2 separate regions of the Homo sapiens genome follow, and region 2 is linked to region 1. Evidence: read pairs that join two places in POLR2A ChIA-PET (ENCODE). Cell type or tissue: MCF 10A. All regions are shown on one strand.

What was found. Peaks named below come from ENCODE experiments on the same cell type or tissue, not always from the same donor. Only the 100,000 strongest peaks of a DNase experiment are listed, where the experiment ranks them.
Region 2: POLR2A ChIA-PET joins it to region 1 with 17 read pairs; 8 of 35 experiments call an interaction of 5 or more read pairs at or near these places.

Annotation. Positions count from the first base shown.
Region 1 is chr16:81,528,964-81,533,963 of GRCh38, reverse strand. All of the region lies in intron 1 of CMIP (c-Maf inducing protein), which reads right to left. MIR7854 (microRNA 7854) reads right to left here and starts at 62; the gene lies at 1-62. RefSeq lists enhancers at 683-1,182, 1,183-1,684. In MCF 10A, no CTCF peak of the experiment used is centred here; DNase peaks (open chromatin) are centred at 2,303 and 3,453.
Region 2 is chr16:81,599,096-81,604,095 of GRCh38, reverse strand. The region is part of intron 1 of CMIP (c-Maf inducing protein); the gene reads right to left. Among named protein-coding and RNA genes, the nearest start is that of MIR6504, 9.8 kb to the left of the region's middle. In MCF 10A, no CTCF peak of the experiment used is centred here; DNase peaks (open chromatin) are centred at 2,055, 2,815, 4,495 and 4,845.

The sequences.
Region 1 (5,000 bases):
CTTCCCATCTGCGGTCACCTCAGCTGCCCAGAAGATGCTCAAGGTGATGGAGATGGAAGGAAAGGGCAGGAGAGGTTCACTGCCTCCTTCTGACTAGTGTTCCCTGCGGCCCTGCATGGACTCCACCCCGGTCATGCTCTCAGATCTGCTAGTGCAGCCCTCTGATTGTAAAAATAAAGCACATAGGCCAGGCGCGGTGGCTCATGCCTGTAATCCCAGCACTTAGGGAGGCAGAGGCAGGTGGACTGCCTGAGCTCAGGAGTTTGTGACCAGCCTGGGCAACACGGTGAAACCCTGTCTCTACTAAAATACAAAAAATTAGCTGGGCATGGCGGCACGTGCATATAGTCCCAGCTACTCTGGAGGCTGAGACAGGAGAACTGCTTGAACCCGGGAGACGGAGGCTGCAGTGAGCCAAGATCACACCACTGAATGCCAGCCTGGGTGACAAAAAGAGACTCCGTCTCAAAAAAATAAAAATAAAAATAAAAACAATAAAGCACATAATGACAATAATATAAAAAATCATGCACATAACCTTAGCTACCATGTACTGAGTGGCTACCATGTACTTAACAGGCAAACTTTATTCCAATGGACAAAGTGAGTGCTGCAAAGTTTGACTGACTGATGATTCATTCATTCGTTCACTCACTCAAAACTATGTACTGAGCATCTAGCAGGTGCCAGGCCCTGTTCTAAATGCTGGGGATACAGTCATGGGGAAAAAACAGGCAAACCCCTGCCTTTCTAGTGGGATGGAATAATAAACAAAATAAGTAAGAAACGCGTGGTCTGTCAGATGATAACATATGCTCAGGAGAAAAAAACGTAAGTCAGGGAACGAGAAATAAAAAATTGTGGGAGTGGGTGCCAACTTTTTGGATGGATGGAATGATCAAGGACAGCCCAAGGAGGTGACTTCTGACAGGAGACAGGAGGGAAGCGAGGGAGCGTGTGGTGTGGGTGTTTAGACAACAGGCATCCCAGGCAGAGGAAGCAGTCAGGGCAAAGGCCTCGAGGCACAGCAGGCTTGGCGTGTCCAAGGAGGCAGCCCAGATCACACCATCAGTAAGGGAGGGAGGCTTTCACTTGCCATGCTGTCTGGGCAGAGAGGCGCAGGAGGCAACACGGTGTGTCCAAGGTCACACAGTTAATCATTGAGAGATCAGCCAAGCATGGCACACTGGAGTCAGGGCACAGAGCTGCATCCCAGGGAGTCACACCCCTCCACATCCCAACACTCTGATGTCACACCTCCACCTTCCTTGGAGGCTCCTGGAGGAAAGGCCCAGGTGACAGCTCTTCCCTGGCACCAGGTGGGTCTCCTGGCTTCGCCTCCCGCTGCCTCGGGACCTGGGAAAGGTTCTCCCGACTCAGCTGCTGGGCAAGCCGAGGCCTCCTGTGGTGGCGAGACTGAGCGAGGGCAACAGCGCTAGTCCCTGGGGAGGCTCAGGGCGACCCCCGGGATTCTAAAGGTACTTAGAGACTGCGAATAAGTTCAGGGATTTATCTGTTGGGCTCAATGTATTGGCCTGGCAGGAAAGGTCATTCAGGAAATTTTTCAAAATTAGTGATAGTCAATCTTCTAAAAGACAATTATATCTGTGCGTATACCTCCTGCATCAGCGTGTGGAACATACACGCACACGCAGGTGCACACACACTTCTACCTAACACACGTCCGAATGTGAACACCACTTGTTCAACTTCGACATCTAATGATGAGGTGATCCGTGGCCAGCGTGAAGATACGCAGAAAGCATGGACTCCTGAGCCCTGGGACTGCAGTCTGAAAGCAGCGGAAACACTTCGGACCTGGGCACCTTGCGCACCTCGCTTCTTTAGCTGTCCTTGGCCTCGATTTCCTTATCTGTAGAGTGGAGCTCACCAGATTGCTAGGAGAACTACAGAATAAAGCGCCCGACTTAGTGCCTGACATCCAGAAGAAGCGCCATGAAATGGAAGCTATCAAATCGCAGGACAGTTTTAGAAGTATGTGCAGTGCAATCATTTCATTTAGAAGACAAACCAAACCCATGTAAGCAAATTTATGAGCCATTTCTAAATACAAATAGCAATGGAGGTGAGATAATCAACAACTAGCCCCAACTAGTAATTTGCAACAGAAATGAATGTTTCTTAGTCAATCATCTTCTGTTTCCCCCTTCCTGGTGGTGACATGGTTTGAATCAGCCAGTCTGGGAAAAGCCATGACACACGGGTTGACCTCTTGAAAGCAGTTAACTTGGAAGGAAAAGGAATGATTCTTAAACCCAGTGAACCCAGTTCTCCAAGCAAAGGTCGGGCGGCAGGCCCAGGCTTGCCCCTCGAGGTGTGGCCCGAGCCTCCTCAAGCCATGTGAGCACGTCACAGAGATGCCTCAAGTGTCCCAACTTCCTACTTGGTCAGCACTAACCATGCGGGTAGAGACGGCCTGGTGTGAAAAACAAAACACGGGTAGGGTCGTAGAATCGAGACTGGACTGAGGGCATTGATGTCCCAAGGGCCTCCTGAACAACAGACCATAAACCAGGTGGCCTGCATATCAGCAATGTGCTTTCTTAAAGTTCTGGAGGCTGAGAGTCCTAAGTCAAGATGTCAACAGGGTTGATTTCCTCCGGAGGCTCTGAGGCAGGATCTGCTCCACACCTCTCTCAGCTTCTGGGGCTTCTGGGGCTGCCAAAATCCTTGGCATTCCTTGGCTAGCAGCTGAATCTGTCTCTGCTGTCACACGGTGCTCGTCCCTGTGTGTCTCTCTGTGTCTAAGTTTCCCTCATCTTTTACGGACACAGTCACTGGATTTGGGCCCACTCTCCTCCAGCATGACCTCCCGCATGACCTCCAGCATGATCTTAACTTGGTCGCATCTGCAAAGTCCCTATTTCCAAAGAAGGTCATGCTCACAGGTACAGAGACTACAGCGTAAACGTGCCTTTTGAAGGCTACAGTTCAACCCATAACAATGACGATCCCAGAAGACATCAGAACAAGCTCAGGCTAGCTGGTGGCTACGTTCGACAGTTCAGCAGGAGAAGGGCGGGTGGGCTGAGTACTCAGGGCTCGCTTTTCCAATTATTCTCCCTGGGACGGTAGAGAAATTTCTTTTTTATGCAGAAGAAGCTGAACTGATCGAAGATAATGTATGTAAAAGAGGGTACGTGCCTAGCACACAAATGCCACTTAGTGATGCCACCTTGGATGGATCTGGAGGAGGCTCGAAGCTCTGACACTCGGTGACATTTCCACTACCCGGTGACACAGAAGCCTCGGAGGTAGCAGCCACGCGGGCACCCAGCTAAGGGAGAGATGTGGGAGGCGGGCGGGAGAGGCTCTGCTCTGCCTTGGGAAGCGGTGAGGAAAGCTGAATAAAGGCGCAGGCTTTTGTGAGCAGAGGCAAGAGACTCGAGTGAACTGCCAGGAAAGTCAGCTGCCAGGGGTGCCAGGTGAGTCACTGACTCAGACGGGCTACACCGATCCCACAAAAGACACGTCCTCCCACCAAGAGAAATCTGTTTGACTTTAGAAAAGTACAGGTTACAGTGATACTCACTACACACCCCACCTTGCAGCGCAACAGAGGCGAGACGGGAGGAACAGGAACTGCACCTAGGTCCCTGAGGGATCCGGATCCACCTTTACTGGGATTTTATTTCCCCCAAAAGCAGGACTCTACTCAAATCACATTCGCCTGGGGTAATAAAGTATCAGAATCCTCTAGTAAGAAGGCTGGAGCCTCATAAGACGTGGGACCCTGGTAGGAATGGATCAGATTCTGTGACTTTCCTTGATCCTGAATGAGTCTGATTTTCCCCCTGGGCTTAATTTTAACAACGAATGATCTATAGAGATAAATTTATAGCGGCCTGACTGAAAGATGGACTCTTTGAGAAGGTTTTCACGCAGTGATGATGGTCTTACTGTCCCCAGCCAAAAACCCTATCCTCTCACTGTTAATGCGGACCCTCGTACAAAGGTTTTCAGATGTCCCTGCACCTGCCCATGTATAAGGTTCCTATGGCTGCTCAAATGGCCACACACGCAATGGCTTCTTCTCTTACAGTTCTTGAGGTCAGAGCCCAACACGGCCTCACAAGGCTAAAATCAAGGTGTGGGCAGGGCTGGCTCCTTCTGGAGCCTCCAGAGGAGAAGGAGTATCCTTGCCCGTTCTCCAAGGCTGCCTGCATTCCTTGGCTGGTGGCTCCTTCCTCCATCTTAAAGCCGGGAATTGCAAGGCTGCTCTCTGCCTCCGCACATCTCCTCCTCAGACTCAGACTCTCCCACCTCCCTCTGTCCCTGGTAGGGACCCCTGTGATGACACTGGCCCCCCTGGATAATCCAGGGTAACCTCCCCATCCCAAGCTCCTCAACCCAGTCTCCTCTGCGGAATCCTCTTCATCCTGCAGGCAGCATATTCCATTTCTGGGGAGTAGGACATGGGCATCTTTGAGGGCCCATGAGTCTGTCCACCACACAGATCTCACTGCCCCACAGTTTCACAGCCCATCTCCTCGAAGACCAACAAGCCCCAACCAAACTGCTGACAGATCCAGAGCCATCTATGTCACCCAGCCCCTCACACTCTGCCCACCCACACTCGGTGACTCGGGGCTCACTGAGTGTCCCAAGCATGGCTACCCTCTGTATCATGTACCATCTGAGAAACCATGTGCCCCCAATCTCTCTCTTTACCCTCCCTCACGGGCCCATCCCAAGATATTCTCAAGATGCAGCAATAGCATTGTGACCTCCAGAAAGCTTTTCTTCATCCTCCCAACCTGCCCTAGAGACCTCTCTCTTCTTCCCCCCTTATATCCGTGTCATGCTGCATTATGAATAACTATTTAATCATTTGTCACAGTATGGGGGAATACTTCAAAGGCAAGGACCACAGCTCATTCATCTGTATCTAGCCAAGGCCTGATTTACAATGGGTAAAGCCATCAGTAAGTGATGGATGAAGGGATAAAGGGATGGGCGGATAGATGGAGGGATGGGTG
Region 2 (5,000 bases), 70 kb before region 1:
AGCAGACAAGCTGCATGCCTACTGCCTGAAGCAGCATTTGGCCAAAAGCAGACTTTTTAGGACCAAGGAGACTTGTGTTTGGGCCGCTTACTGTGTGTCCTTAGGCAAGTTACTCCCCCTCTCTGAGTTCATTTCCTCTACTGGTTAAGATGAGAATTTATTTAATAGGTAGAATTCCTGGGAGCATTACCAGAGATCCAGTTTATCAAGGACTCAGCACAGTACCTGGAACAAACTAAAGAACGCAATCAAACGAACTATTTTGAGAAAGACCAATCTTTGCCTCTGGGGTCTTCCTCCCCAAACCCATAACCCAAGTCTAACCATCAGAAAAATATCAGACAAACCATAACTGAGGGACTTTCCTCAAAACTCCTGACCAGTGCTCATTAAACATGAGGAAAGCCTGAGCAGCTATCCCAGCCAAGGGAAGTTTTGGGAGACGTGACTACAGGTACTGTGGGGATCCTGGATGGGATCCCGGGACAGAAAAAGGACATCACGGAAAACCTAAAGAAACCTAATAAAATGTGGACTTCGGCAATCATGTATCAATATTGGTTCACAAGTTGTGACAAACGCAGCCCACAGACTAAGATACTAGCAGCTGGGGAAGCAGACTGCGGATGTGTGAGAACTCTGGGGTATCCTCGTCGCTTTCCTATACATCTCAAACTGTCCTAAAAGAAAATGTTTATTTAAAAACAAAAACAAGGCCGGGCGCGGTGGCTCACGCCTGTAATCCCAGCACTTTGGGAGGCCAAGGTGGGCGGATCATGACGTCACCTTGATCGAGACCATCCTGGCTAACATGGTGAAACCCCGTCTCTACTAAAAATACTAAAAAAACGAGCCAGGCGTGGTGGCGGGTGCCTGTAGTCCCAGCTACTCGAGAGGCTGAGGAAGGAGAATGGCGTGAACCCGGGAGGTGAAGCTTGCAGTGAGCCGAGATCGCGCCACTGCACTGTAGCCTGGGCAACAGAGCAAGACTCCTTCTCAAAAACAAAACAAAACCAAACAAAAAAAACTGCTGCTGCTGTAGTGCTATCACTGGGCAGGAACACGGGAGGCTTGCAGGGGACATGGGCTGGATTGGGATGGAAAGCCTCTGAACGCTGCTGTTCCTTGGGCTCAGATATGAGCTAACACTGCCCAGGCACCTCTGCCGTTCTGGGTACTTTCCTATCGCTGGGATTATTTTACAGATAACTGATAATTCCCTGGTAAGCTGAACATGACGACCGGAGCTCCAGGGGAGGAGATTCCTGTCTGGGGTAGGAGGCTGAATTGGATAAGAAAGAACATTAAAATTCTCCTCCATTGAGGGATGGTAGGGAATCCTGCTCTAAGATGTACAGCTAAGAGAACAATAAGCAGACGAAAAATTTTTTTCCTAAACGTTAAGAGCAGTGTAAGGCATACTGTATGATTCCATTTATATGACATCCTGAAATAAACAAAACTACAGGGGCTGAAATCACACCCATGGTTGCCAGCCGCTGGGGCGGGCGAGGGGCAGGGGGACTCTTGGGGGTGATGGGAATATTCTCTGTATTGACTGTGGGGGCGATGTCACTTGGCTGTATACATTTGTCAGAACTCACAGATCTGCACGCTAAAAGCGTGACTCTTACTGTATGTAAATTACAACGCAAACCTGACTGAAAAAGGCAATGCGTGAAGACAAGGTAATTTGGAAGATGACGAATAAAATCTTTCCCATAAAAATCCAATCAAGACCACTCATTAGCACTCTGGTGTGTGACTTTCCTGATTATTTTAATATATAATTTTTTATAAAGCCGAAATCATACAGTACAAAGAATTTTGTAACGCCTTTTTTTTCCCCACATTATCGCACATAGATGTCCCTGCTCTGAATGGCAAGCTCCAGAACTCTCACTGTAGCAGCTATAAAATATTCCGCCACCATCAATTTCATCCCTGCTCTCACCCCCTCCCTCAGGGACAGTGCCACTGTTTCATTTTATGCTGCCATGCACAACTCCGCAGTGAACATCCTTGTGAAACATGTTTTTCTACCCTATATTTAGGATTATTTCCTTAGGCCAGATTCCCAGAAATGGAATTACTGGGACAAAGGGCAAGAGCACGTTTTACGTTGTTGCCAAATTGCTCTCATTAAATGGATATTAAAGGGAACCGGAGAGCCCTGGCCAAGGCTAAGGGGCTTTTGTCCTGGGCCACCAGCTTGACAGGGCCATGTGAGAAGCAAGGAGCGAACCCAGGTAGGTTTGGTGGGACCGCTCGCTAACTGAGTGCCCGCAAGGTGACGGTGCCCAGAGGGTATTGGAGATGCGGCAGCCCACAAGCTGGGGTTCTGGCCCCGGGGGACGCTGCCTTCCATGGGAGCTGGAGAATGGGTCGGTGAACTCTGCCTTTGTCTTTTTGCTCTCGGGGACAGATATGGAGCTAGTTTTGGGGGATCCTGCATTTGCCAGACCAGGAAGAGATACTTCACCTCTGCCTGTTTCCAGGTGAGCCCCCTGTCCAGTGGCACACAATGCTGGATCTGGGCTGGAAAAAATAGGGCCTAGAAGGACCTCATGAGGGTCCCATGTGAACCCCCAGAGATCTTCAGAACTGGCATTCCAAACCAGATATGGCCTCAGACCTGCTTCCAGAGTGGGTGGGGAATGGGGTGAGCTGACCCCCCCAGAAAGAGCCCCCATTGGGCCCCCGATGCTGGCAGAAGACACCTAGCCTTCGCCTTCCCTTGCCTTTGTGGTGAGCCAGCTCCCTCCTGCCCAAACCTGCCTGCTGGTTTCCATGGGGATTCCTCTCAAAGTGAATACGAATCATGACGTCCAGGCTGACTCAAAACATGTGCCAGGGAAGGGAGGAGCTCCCGGACCCCAAAAGAAGCCAGTCTGGAAAATCCTCCCATGAGCTTATTCCCGAGGCCAGAGAAACCTTGCCCAGTCGGGGATGGGGTTGAAAACAGCAGCTGTTTGTCATGGGGCATGTGTGGCCCTGACAGCTGGGTGGATGTGCTGGGCTGGAGTCAAGTCCCCTCTCTCCCTACGTGGAAGCGGCTTGAATTATCACACAGGGGACACCCATGCTGCACAGTCGGGTTCCACGTGGCACCACCCCACTGTAAGGAAGGATTTGCTGGACCTGCACACACACCCTGGGGCCCCAAAGGAGAAACGAGAAGTTGGATGGCAGCCCTGCTTAGACAGTCAACAGCAACAACACCAACAACACTAATGATGAGGCTGCCATCACAGTGTCATACGCAGTGGTGCTCAAAGTGGCTTGCGCTGGGAGAATGGGCTTCAGTCCCCACCTCCCCTGGCTGCATTTCTAAAATTCAAAGTAAAATTCACAGAACGTAAAACTAACCATTAATCACTTAAGATGTACAATTCACGGGCATTGAGTCCATTCCTGATGCTGTGTCACCATCATCTCTATCGAGTTCTGAGATGTTTTTACTCCCAAAGGAAGCCCCATACCATTAAGTCGTCACTCCCTGCTACCCCATCCCCAGGCGCCAGGCAGCCACTAGCCTGGTATCTATCAATGGGACTTGCCTGTTCTGGACATGTCACATAAATGACATCACATACTTTGTGGCTGTTTGTGCCTGGCTCCTTTCACTTACTGTTTTTGAGGTTTATCTGTGCTATGGCATGAGTCGGAACCGCATTCCTTTCATGGCTGACTGACATTCCATTGTATGGGCAGGCCACATGTTTATACATTCATCTGCTGATGGACACATGGATTGTCTCTATCTTTTGACTATAGTGAAGAGCCAGCTTTATATATCTTTTTTTTTTTTTTTTTTTTTCAGATGGAGTCTCACTCTGTCGCCTAGGCTGGAGTGCAGTGGTGCGATCTTGGCTCACTGCAACCTCCGCCTCCCGTCAAGTGATTCTCCTGCCTCAGCCTCCTGAGTAGCTGGGATTACAGTCACCCACCACCACTCCTGGCTAATTTTTGTAATTTTAGTAGAGACAGGGTTTCACCATGTTGGTCAGGATGCTCTTGAACTCCTGACCTTGTGATCCACCCACCTCTGCCTCCCAAAGTGCTGGGATTACAGGCGTGAGCCACCACTGCTGCCATATATCTTTTTTTAATGATGACAGAAGGAAGGACACCTGCTATGCAGACGCTAGCCTCACTACACCCCACCCATATGGACATTCACAGGTGCCCGTGGTTAACATTCATCAAGCAGTTACCATGTGGCCAGCACCATGCTAAGAGCTTTATATATAATCCCTCATTTAACTTGACAACAATGCTAAGGCGGGGAGGCTGTTTTTATCCCTGTTATCCACATGCTACAGAGGAAGAAACTGAGGCACAGAGCAGGGGATGTCTCACACAGGCCTCCTGCTCTTATAAGACAGGCCCAGGATTCAATTTCGTAACCCCCCAAGACAGCAACTTCCATCCCTCTGTTATGCCAAATTCCTCTGGCCAGAGGCAAACTCCAATTTGTGTACCTTTGTGCTCACACACCTCAAGTACATATTATGAGAAAGGAGCTGGGACCACAGCCAAAGCCACAGCTGGAACCAGCATGGCAGGGGCCTCAGGTCCACCCTTCTGTTGCTACCCCACGCAGCAGGTCCTCAGACACCTATAGATCAGCTTGGCCTCCAAGGCAGAAACCCATGGATGCTCATTTGGGGAAGGCCCGTCAAAATATTTCATGTTCTTTTTAATCTCACAAACGGAAAGTCATACAGCAAACGCAAAGTGGCAGGTAACGATATGATCCTAGAAGGGCCGGTTTGGGCCTTGGTCCCAGAAGAAATCTCAAATGCCGTTCACACTCTCCCTCCCCTGGTTTCCCTCAGGTAATATGACCTCTCCTTGCCCCGGGGCTGTTGTTATTATTACTGTGATCCACTGGTGAGCTGGGCTGCAACCCAGCTGTGCCCTTGGTGTTGTGGGCACAGGGGAGCTGCCTGCACCTTTCTCAATGGCTGCAGAGTTGGGGTGACTGTGTCTATTTT